2 separate regions of the Homo sapiens genome follow, and region 1 is linked to region 2. A link is an interaction called in ENCODE POLR2A ChIA-PET data of the cell type or tissue named here. Cell type or tissue: PC-9. All regions are shown on one strand.

Region 1 (4,000 bases), 160 kb before region 2:
TTAAATGAATATTAGAATTTTATTACATTATAAGAATATTATTATTTTCAAAACAATGAGGCTGGACTGATTCAAATAAAATACAAGTATGAAAGGCTAATAAGGAGAACCTCAAGGGTAAAAAATTATAAAATCGCCCTCAAGATACAGTCAAAATACATTTAGATCTTATTTTTCTTATAAGCCACAATTTGCTTCTTTGCCCTCTCTGTTCTCTGCTTAGCCTTGAACAAATCACAAGCAATTATTCCCAAAGGATAAATTTCCTTTTTCAGATTAAAAAATATTTTAATATTCTAGAATAGTCACAAGCAGATTTGAGAGATTAAACACAACTGCCACTTCTTTCTTGCTTGAATGAATTCAACATCATCTATAAATAACTTGATATATTTCAAAGCATTATTTTAATGTTTTGACAGAAGCTGCATTATCATAAAACCAATGAATTAACCACAAAAACAGGTTATGCCAGAAAAGGAAGTTATTGGTAAATAACACATTGTGATACTTTTGGCCTTACAATATGCAAATGAGTATTTCAGAAATTCTAAGCACCTCTCATAGGCTAAAATAACACTGAAAAAGATTAGCCTTTTACCTTCTTAATCTTATTCTTCATAACATCAATTTAGCAATGGCAGATAATTTCCAGACATAGAAATTATGAAGATAATAGCTAAACCAAATTTTCTGTGTAACTTCCCCAACTCTGATGTCCCAGTAAGAAGGATTTGTAACTGCTTTATACCTGTTGATACATCTCATCTGTTAGGCCTTGCCCATATTTTTCAATACATCACTCGACCTGAAAAACTTATTTTCATCTAAAACTTTTATAACATTTTCATTAGATGGAATGGCACTGATCAGCACCACACTTTCCAAGTCACATACACTTTGTGATCTGCTCTTGACTTCAGCATGGCAAGAGAAATAAGATATTACACAACTTCACTTGAATGCTATTGTAATATCTCAAAAGGCTTGTATATTTGTGAGAAAGATGCATCATAATGAGGATGTAGCTTAATTTTCAGTAAATCAAATCTGGCTACTGTGAAAACACTTAATTCAATTTCTCCACTGATTCTCTAAAATCTAAAGAGATAATCAAAATGAGAATATAATGAATTATGCCAGATTTTCATTAAGTCTGCCTCCAAATTTTAAAGCCCTGGGTACCAAACATTTTTGCTTTGATTTTTCTGGTAGCTTTTCAAAGATTAATAGTAAAAAGTAAGGAAGTTGCTTAATGATAAACTATTATATACATACATACATACATATATATATATATATATATATATATATATATATATATATATTTTTTTTTTTTTTTTTTTTTTTTTTTTTTTGAGACAGTCTTGCTTTGTTGCCCAGGCTAGGGTGCAGTGGCGTGATCTCAGCTCACTGCCGGATCACTAACCTCTGCCTCCCAGGTTCAAGCGATTCTTGTTTCTCAGCTCCCTAATAGCTGGGATTACAGGTACTCACCACCATACCCAGGTAATTTTTGTATTTTTAGTAGAGACAAGGTTTCACCATGTTGGCCAGGCTGGTCTCCAACTCCTGACCTCGAATGATCTTCCTGCCTCAGCCTCCCAAAGTGCTGGGATTACAAGCATGAGCCACTGTGCCCAATTATAAATGTTTTATTATTGCCTCCCCATCAAGCTATCTAGAATTGTTTTCATGTTATTAGCCCACAGGGTTAATAACTTTAGATTGAACATATATGAAGACAAAGAACACACAATAATATTTCATAATTGTCAATGGCCAAGGGCCAAATTCTAAGTTATATTACCATTACCTAGTGAATCTTAGCATTAGTAAGAATGATCCAAGTCAATAAATAATATTTAGCATTCCAAAGAAATTCTGATAACCCTTCTCTATATCTAGTTATGCAGAAAAATCTCTGACTTCTGTGTATAAAATTTAAGACCATCAGCTAATGTTCCAGTTGGTTAGTGCAGAGAAGTAAGCTACTAATAACCATGCTTGTTTATTCCCACTCAATTCTTATTAACTTACTTTAAGAATCAGCAGTCCTTGGAAATTATTTAATAATAATTATTAACAGTCTCTTCATCTTGCCTAGAATGAATCTGAATTCATTTTATTAATGAGTAGTTATCTAGTAAATACTTAATATTCTATTTAATATGGATGCTATGGCTCATGCTGAAAATTCTTCAAGTTAATCCATCAAAGCTGATTAGAGAGATAAGGTTTAAAGCAATAGAATGTATGAGTTAGGAGTAAAGAGGGGATACAAATATATGAATTCTGAATTATAAGAAACCAAGCTTGTTTGGGAATAGATTAATTAAAATACACATTTTCCTCATTTCACTGGTACTGGGTACAGACTGAAGACATCAACAGCTACAAGGACTATTCTAAATTTAGGATATCAACAGCAAAGTAGAGTCTTAAGTTTGCTAAAGGTTTTTTTTTTTTAATAAAATGAAAAAAACAACATATGTTATATTCTTGCTCTGTTACCTTGCCACCATGCTTAATATAGATATGTCTGTAGTGAATATCATTACAAATTTATAATCAGTCATGCAGCTTATATTCTAGATTGGAAAATGGACAATAACAGTATAAAAAATAAATTATATGAAATGTTAAATAGTGATATGTGCCAAGGAGAAAAAATAAAGAAAGAGGTTTAGGAGATGTGTGTTGTATGAGTGAAATGGAATAAAAGGTGTTTAAACGTGTAGGTTGGCCAAGGAAGGCCCATTACCCGAATCACATACAGAGAAGAGTAAGAAATTCATGCCACTGCTTATTGTAAGCACGAGATATTTCTGCCAGATTGATTGTTATTCTGGATACGTGTCCTAGAAACTCTTATTTAGAAAAACCAAACTTCCAAAAAGTTTAAATAAGAAGAATTAACTCTAATGGAAGAAATTATATTGCATAACATGCTTTCTTTAGAAAAACAGCTTTCTTAATTTTATTTTTAAGTCAAGAAAAAAACCCACATGATTTCCTATATGTAGTTGTTGACTTTTATTTTAGACCACATAGTAGTTCATAAGCTACTTTGAGGATTCAAGTTTCAATCCATTAGAGCACAGTGTTCATATTCTTCAAAATGATGGCGATTTCTTGAACACCTGTGAGTTCATTAACTTTGTTTTGCTGTTTTTTTTTTTGTTTTTTTTTTTTTTTTGAGTCAGTCTCGCTCTGTCTTCCAGGCTGGAGTGCAGTGGCGCAACCTCAGCTCACTGCAACCTCTGCTTCCCAGGTTTAAGCAATTTTCCTGCCTCAGCCTCCTGAGTAGCTGGGACTACAGGTATGTACCACCATGCCCGGCTAATTTTTGTATTTTTTAGTGGAGATGGGGTTTCGCCATGTTGGCCAGGCTGGTCTCGAACTCCTGACCTCAAGTTATCCACCCACCTCAGCCTCCCAAAGTGCCGAGATTACAGGTGTGAGCCACCGCGCCCAGCCTTATTCCGTTAACTTTGAATGAAAACAGCTCCTCAGAAATATGGCGGTCCCACAGCATCTGGCTGATGCCCTTTGCACTGTTCTAGCTGGTTTTCTGTGGCCCTGCTATCCATCAGAGTAACAGATGAATGCATATGCTAATGTACTTTCCCTATTCCCAAGCCACTCCCTGGCAAAGATTTTCCCTAGGGTATTGGGTGCCCTCTCGCAGATGACTTGGGAACCATTTAGTGTATTTAGACTGTAATGATCCCTTGTTACCCACAAGAAAGGAGAGTCACTGAGTGCCTCATTTCCTGTCATCCTAGCGGCAATCTGAACATGGGAAAGAACTGATCTCAATGTCATTTCTCATATTTCTCCCCATCTTGTTATAATAGATAAAGTAGACAATGCAGTGTGCAAAACTCAGATTGCAAGGATGCTTGAACTGCCCACTATCTATAGGAGAGTTTATGACCAGCCTTTCCGTAGTTCAGCCTTAGACAAAGAAGCAGCACTGAAGTTACAGCTTAACACT
Region 2 (4,000 bases):
TATAGGCTACTGGGCACATAATAGATAATCGATGAATATTTATTGAATGAATAAGTATTGGGTTTTGATATTGAATAGTGCCTTCCACTTCCCAAACACTGAAAAACCCAGTGTGAAATTCCTTTTAAAATTTATTATTAATATGAGTCTAGAATAAATATTGTAATATATATCTATTATTTCAGTCTTTTCAGCAACCCTTCCTCTTTCCTTCAAGATGACAAAACTAGTCTGTCCTACTGGGAATGAACTCAGTGTGGACTCACTCCCTCTCCTCCCTGGCTATAGGAGATATCTTGTGACCAAGACTTATCCCATCAGAAAATTACATTCCTTAGCTACCCCCACTCACTTCCCACCACATTGTTGGTTCCTGATGCAAGTCAAGCTGCCCTGTGACTTTTCTGCTACAGCTAATAAAGAAGATCATCTCTATCTGCTGGAGTTAATTGTGGGTATACTTTGGAGTCTGGAGCTGGGGGCAGCCATCTTTCCCACCTTAGGGTTAGAACCTGTATGTAGTAGCAAGCCAATCAGAAGCAAGAAGAATTGAAAGGTAGAGAGGGAAGGAGGGAGAGAAAGAGAGAGAGAGACTGTTTTCTCATCACCAAACAACTCATATTTATTCCTTTTTAAAAGTAGGAATATATTTTTTGTTTTGTCTATGAAAATAAAAAATGCTAATTGTTAAAATATCAAAATTTTTTAAAATGAAGAAAATTAAAGTTATTTTGAGTTCAACACCAAGACACTATCTTTCTTTTCTTATTTTATTTTATATTTTTATTTTATTATTATTTTTTGAGACGGAGTCTCGCTCTATCACCCAGGCTGGAGTGCAGTGGCACGATCTCGGCTCACCGCAACCTCCACCTCCCTTGTTCAAGCCATTCTCCTCCCTCAGCCACCCGAACAGCTGGGATTACAGGCACACGCCACCATACCTGGCTCATTTTTGTGTTTTGAGTAGAGATGGGGTTTCACCATGTTAGCCAGGCTATTCTTGAGCTCCTGACCTTGTGATCCACCTGCCTCGGCCTCCCAAAGTGCTGGGATTATAGACGTAAGCCACTGCACCTGGCCTTTTTTTTTCTTATGTTCAACAAAACATGTTTTTATAACCTCCTTTTATCAGTTTATGTATCATAAATATCTTTTCACATTAATGAAGATAGATTTATGTCTTTTTTTTTTTTTTTTTTTTTTTTTTGAGACGGAGTCTTGTTCTGTCGCCCAGGCTAGAGTGCAGTGGTGCAATCTGAGCTTACTGCAACCTCCGCCTCCTGGGTTCAAGTGATTCCCTGGCCTCAGCCTCCCAAGTAGCTGAGATTACATGTGAGTGCCACCACGCCCAGCTAATTTTTGTATTTTTTGTAGGGAGACGGGGTTTCACCATATTGGCCAGGCTGGTCTCAAACTCCTGACCTCAGGTGATCCACCCGCCTTGGCCTCCCAAAGTGCTGGGATTACAGGTATGAGCCACCACACCCACCCTATGTCATTATTTTAAAAAACGATATAGTATTCTAGAAAAAATATAAAACAAAAACTATATAGTATTCCATTGGGTATATTCACTATAGATTACTTAACCATCCCTGTTGTTGCAGATAGCTCTTAAAAGCTCTTAAATGTTTTCTGAAAAACAATAAATCTTTCTCCTGAGAATCCCCTCATTCTAAATTTTCCTTGCATAATTTGAACATTTGAAGGTTACTGGTTGGGTAGGAGAGGAGGAGGAAGACTTTTGTGAGCTGGTGAAAACATAGAAAATAGTACTTTTGTAACTATGAGGACTTTCTTACTAAATATTAAGTGTATTAATCTCATATAGATGAAGAGTAGACATCGTGATTGGTAAATTTCTTGGCTATTTTTTCAGATTTTTTTTTTTTGAGACAGAGTGTCACTGTGTCACGCAGGCTACAGTACAGTGGCACAATCTCGGCTCACTGCAACCTCCGCCTCCCAGGTTCAAGCCATTCTTCTGCCTCTGCCTCCAGAGTAGCTGGGACTACAGGTGTGTGCCACCATGCCTGGCTAATTTTTTGTATTTTTAGTAGAGATGGGGTTTCACCATGTTGGCCAGGCTAGTCTCGAACTCCTAACCTCATGATCCGCCCGCCTTGGCCTCCTAAAGTGATTTATTTTAAAAAGTGTTTATATATATGCCTGTGGCACAATATTTTGATGCTGACTGTACTACTCTCTGAATGACTAATAAATCTCTAATTAGGAGGGTGGGGTTGATCAGTCACAGGAGTAAACCCAGTTCCACTGGAGGTATTATTTATGCTTTATTAAGATAACAAAGCAAGGCTCAGCAACAGGAAATGAAGTAATAACAGACATCTAGAAATTGTATAAATTGCTGGGTGTGGTGGCTCACACCTTTAATTCCAGCACTTTGGGAGGTCGAGGGGGGCAGATCATTTGAGGTCAGGAATTTAGACCAGCCTGGCCAACATGGTGAAACCCTATCTGTACTAAAAATACAGAAACTAGCTGGGCATGGTGGTGGGCATCTGTAATTCCAGCTACTTAGGAGGCTGAGGCATGAGAATAGCTTGAACCCGGAAGGTGGAGGTTATAGTGAGCCCAGATCACACCACTGCACTCCAGCCTGGGTGACACAGTGAGACCCTGTCTCAAAAAAAAAAAAAAAAAAAAAAGAAAATGTATAAATATTTAGTTTAAAGAAAAATAATCAAAAGCAGAAGATAGACATTTTATCTGTAAGAGGGAGGTTGTCCATTTTCTGTTGCTTATAACAGAATACCTGAAATTGGGTATTTTATAAAGTAAAGGAATTTACTTCTTGTAGTTATAGAGGCTGAGAAGTCCAAAGTCAAGGGGTTACATCTGGTGAGAGCCTTCCTGCTGGTGGGGACTCTCTAACAGAGTCCATAGGCAGTGCAAGCATAAATTGGCAAGGGCTTGAGAATGCTAGCTCAGGTTTCCTCTCCTCTTCTTCAAAGCTACCAGTTGCATCCCCCGATAACCCATTAATCCATTAACTCATTAGTTTATCAATATGTGAATGTATTAATCCATTCATGAGAGCAGAATTTTCATGGCCCACTCCCCTCTAAAAGGCTCCACCTCTCAATATTGCCACATTGAAGATTAAATTCCTTTTTTTTTTTTTTGAGACAGAGTTTCTCTCTTGTCGCCCAGGCTGGAGTACAATGGTGCGATCTCAGCTCACTGCAACCTCTGCCTCCTGGGTTCAAGTGATTCTCCTGCCTCAGCCTCCCAATTAGCTGGGATTACAGGCGCCCGCCACCATGCCCAGTTAATTTTTTGTATTTTTAGTAGAGACAGGGGTTTCACCACGTTGGCCAGGCTGGTCTCGAACTCAGGTGGTCCACCCACCTTGACCTCCTAAAGTTCTGGGATTACAGGCGTGAGCCACCACGCCTGGCCCAAAGATTAAATTTCAACAGGAGTTTTTAAGGGGAAAAATACTCAAACTATAGTACAGGTTATAAAAGCAAGATGGTAAAATGAAATCATATCTTGAAAGACTTTATAAATTACAAACAAGAACATGTAAATGAATAACTTTTGGATACTCTTGACATTCTTTTCCAACATGATAGGCTTCTTTTGAAATGGGAGCCAATTGCCTGGCATGTTGGCTCACGCCTGTAATCCAAAAAAAAGAAATGGGAGCCAATTATAATAGAAACCATTACATTACTATAATGAAATACCTTTGACAGAATCATTTTCAAAAAGAGATGTAGGGAGCATGAAGCTGCTCTCTGTGAGTTGCCACTCACCCTTTATGCTTCCCATTTACAAACAACAGCTCTGTTTTTATTGTCCTGTTTCCTGGTTATTTTAGGAGAGCTAACACTTTGTCCCATAATAAAGAAACTTGTTAGGAGTAAAGACATTGTTAGGAACAACTGTGGATGAGACTCTAAATCATTGCCATAGAATTCTAGGAAACTACTTCAAATTGAACATTTCTGCTGACCTTTTATCTGAGTTA

The links. ChIA-PET counts read pairs that join two places held together with the same protein. Peaks named below come from ENCODE experiments on the same cell type or tissue, not always from the same donor. Only the 100,000 strongest peaks of a DNase experiment are listed, where the experiment ranks them.
Region 1: POLR2A ChIA-PET joins it to region 2 with 6 read pairs; 2 of 35 experiments call an interaction of 5 or more read pairs at or near these places.

The regions. Positions count from the first base shown.
Region 1 is chr10:72,498,976-72,502,975 of GRCh38, forward strand. The region is part of intron 6 of MICU1 (mitochondrial calcium uptake 1); the gene reads right to left. Among named protein-coding and RNA genes, the nearest start is that of MICU1, 130 kb to the right of the region's middle. In PC-9, no CTCF peak of the experiment used is centred here; no DNase peak of the experiment used is centred here.
Region 2 is chr10:72,663,848-72,667,847 of GRCh38, forward strand. No RefSeq gene overlaps it. Among named protein-coding and RNA genes, the nearest start is that of MCU, 26 kb to the right of the region's middle. In PC-9, no CTCF peak of the experiment used is centred here; a DNase peak (open chromatin) is centred at 2,284; H3K27ac peaks cover 1,398 bases.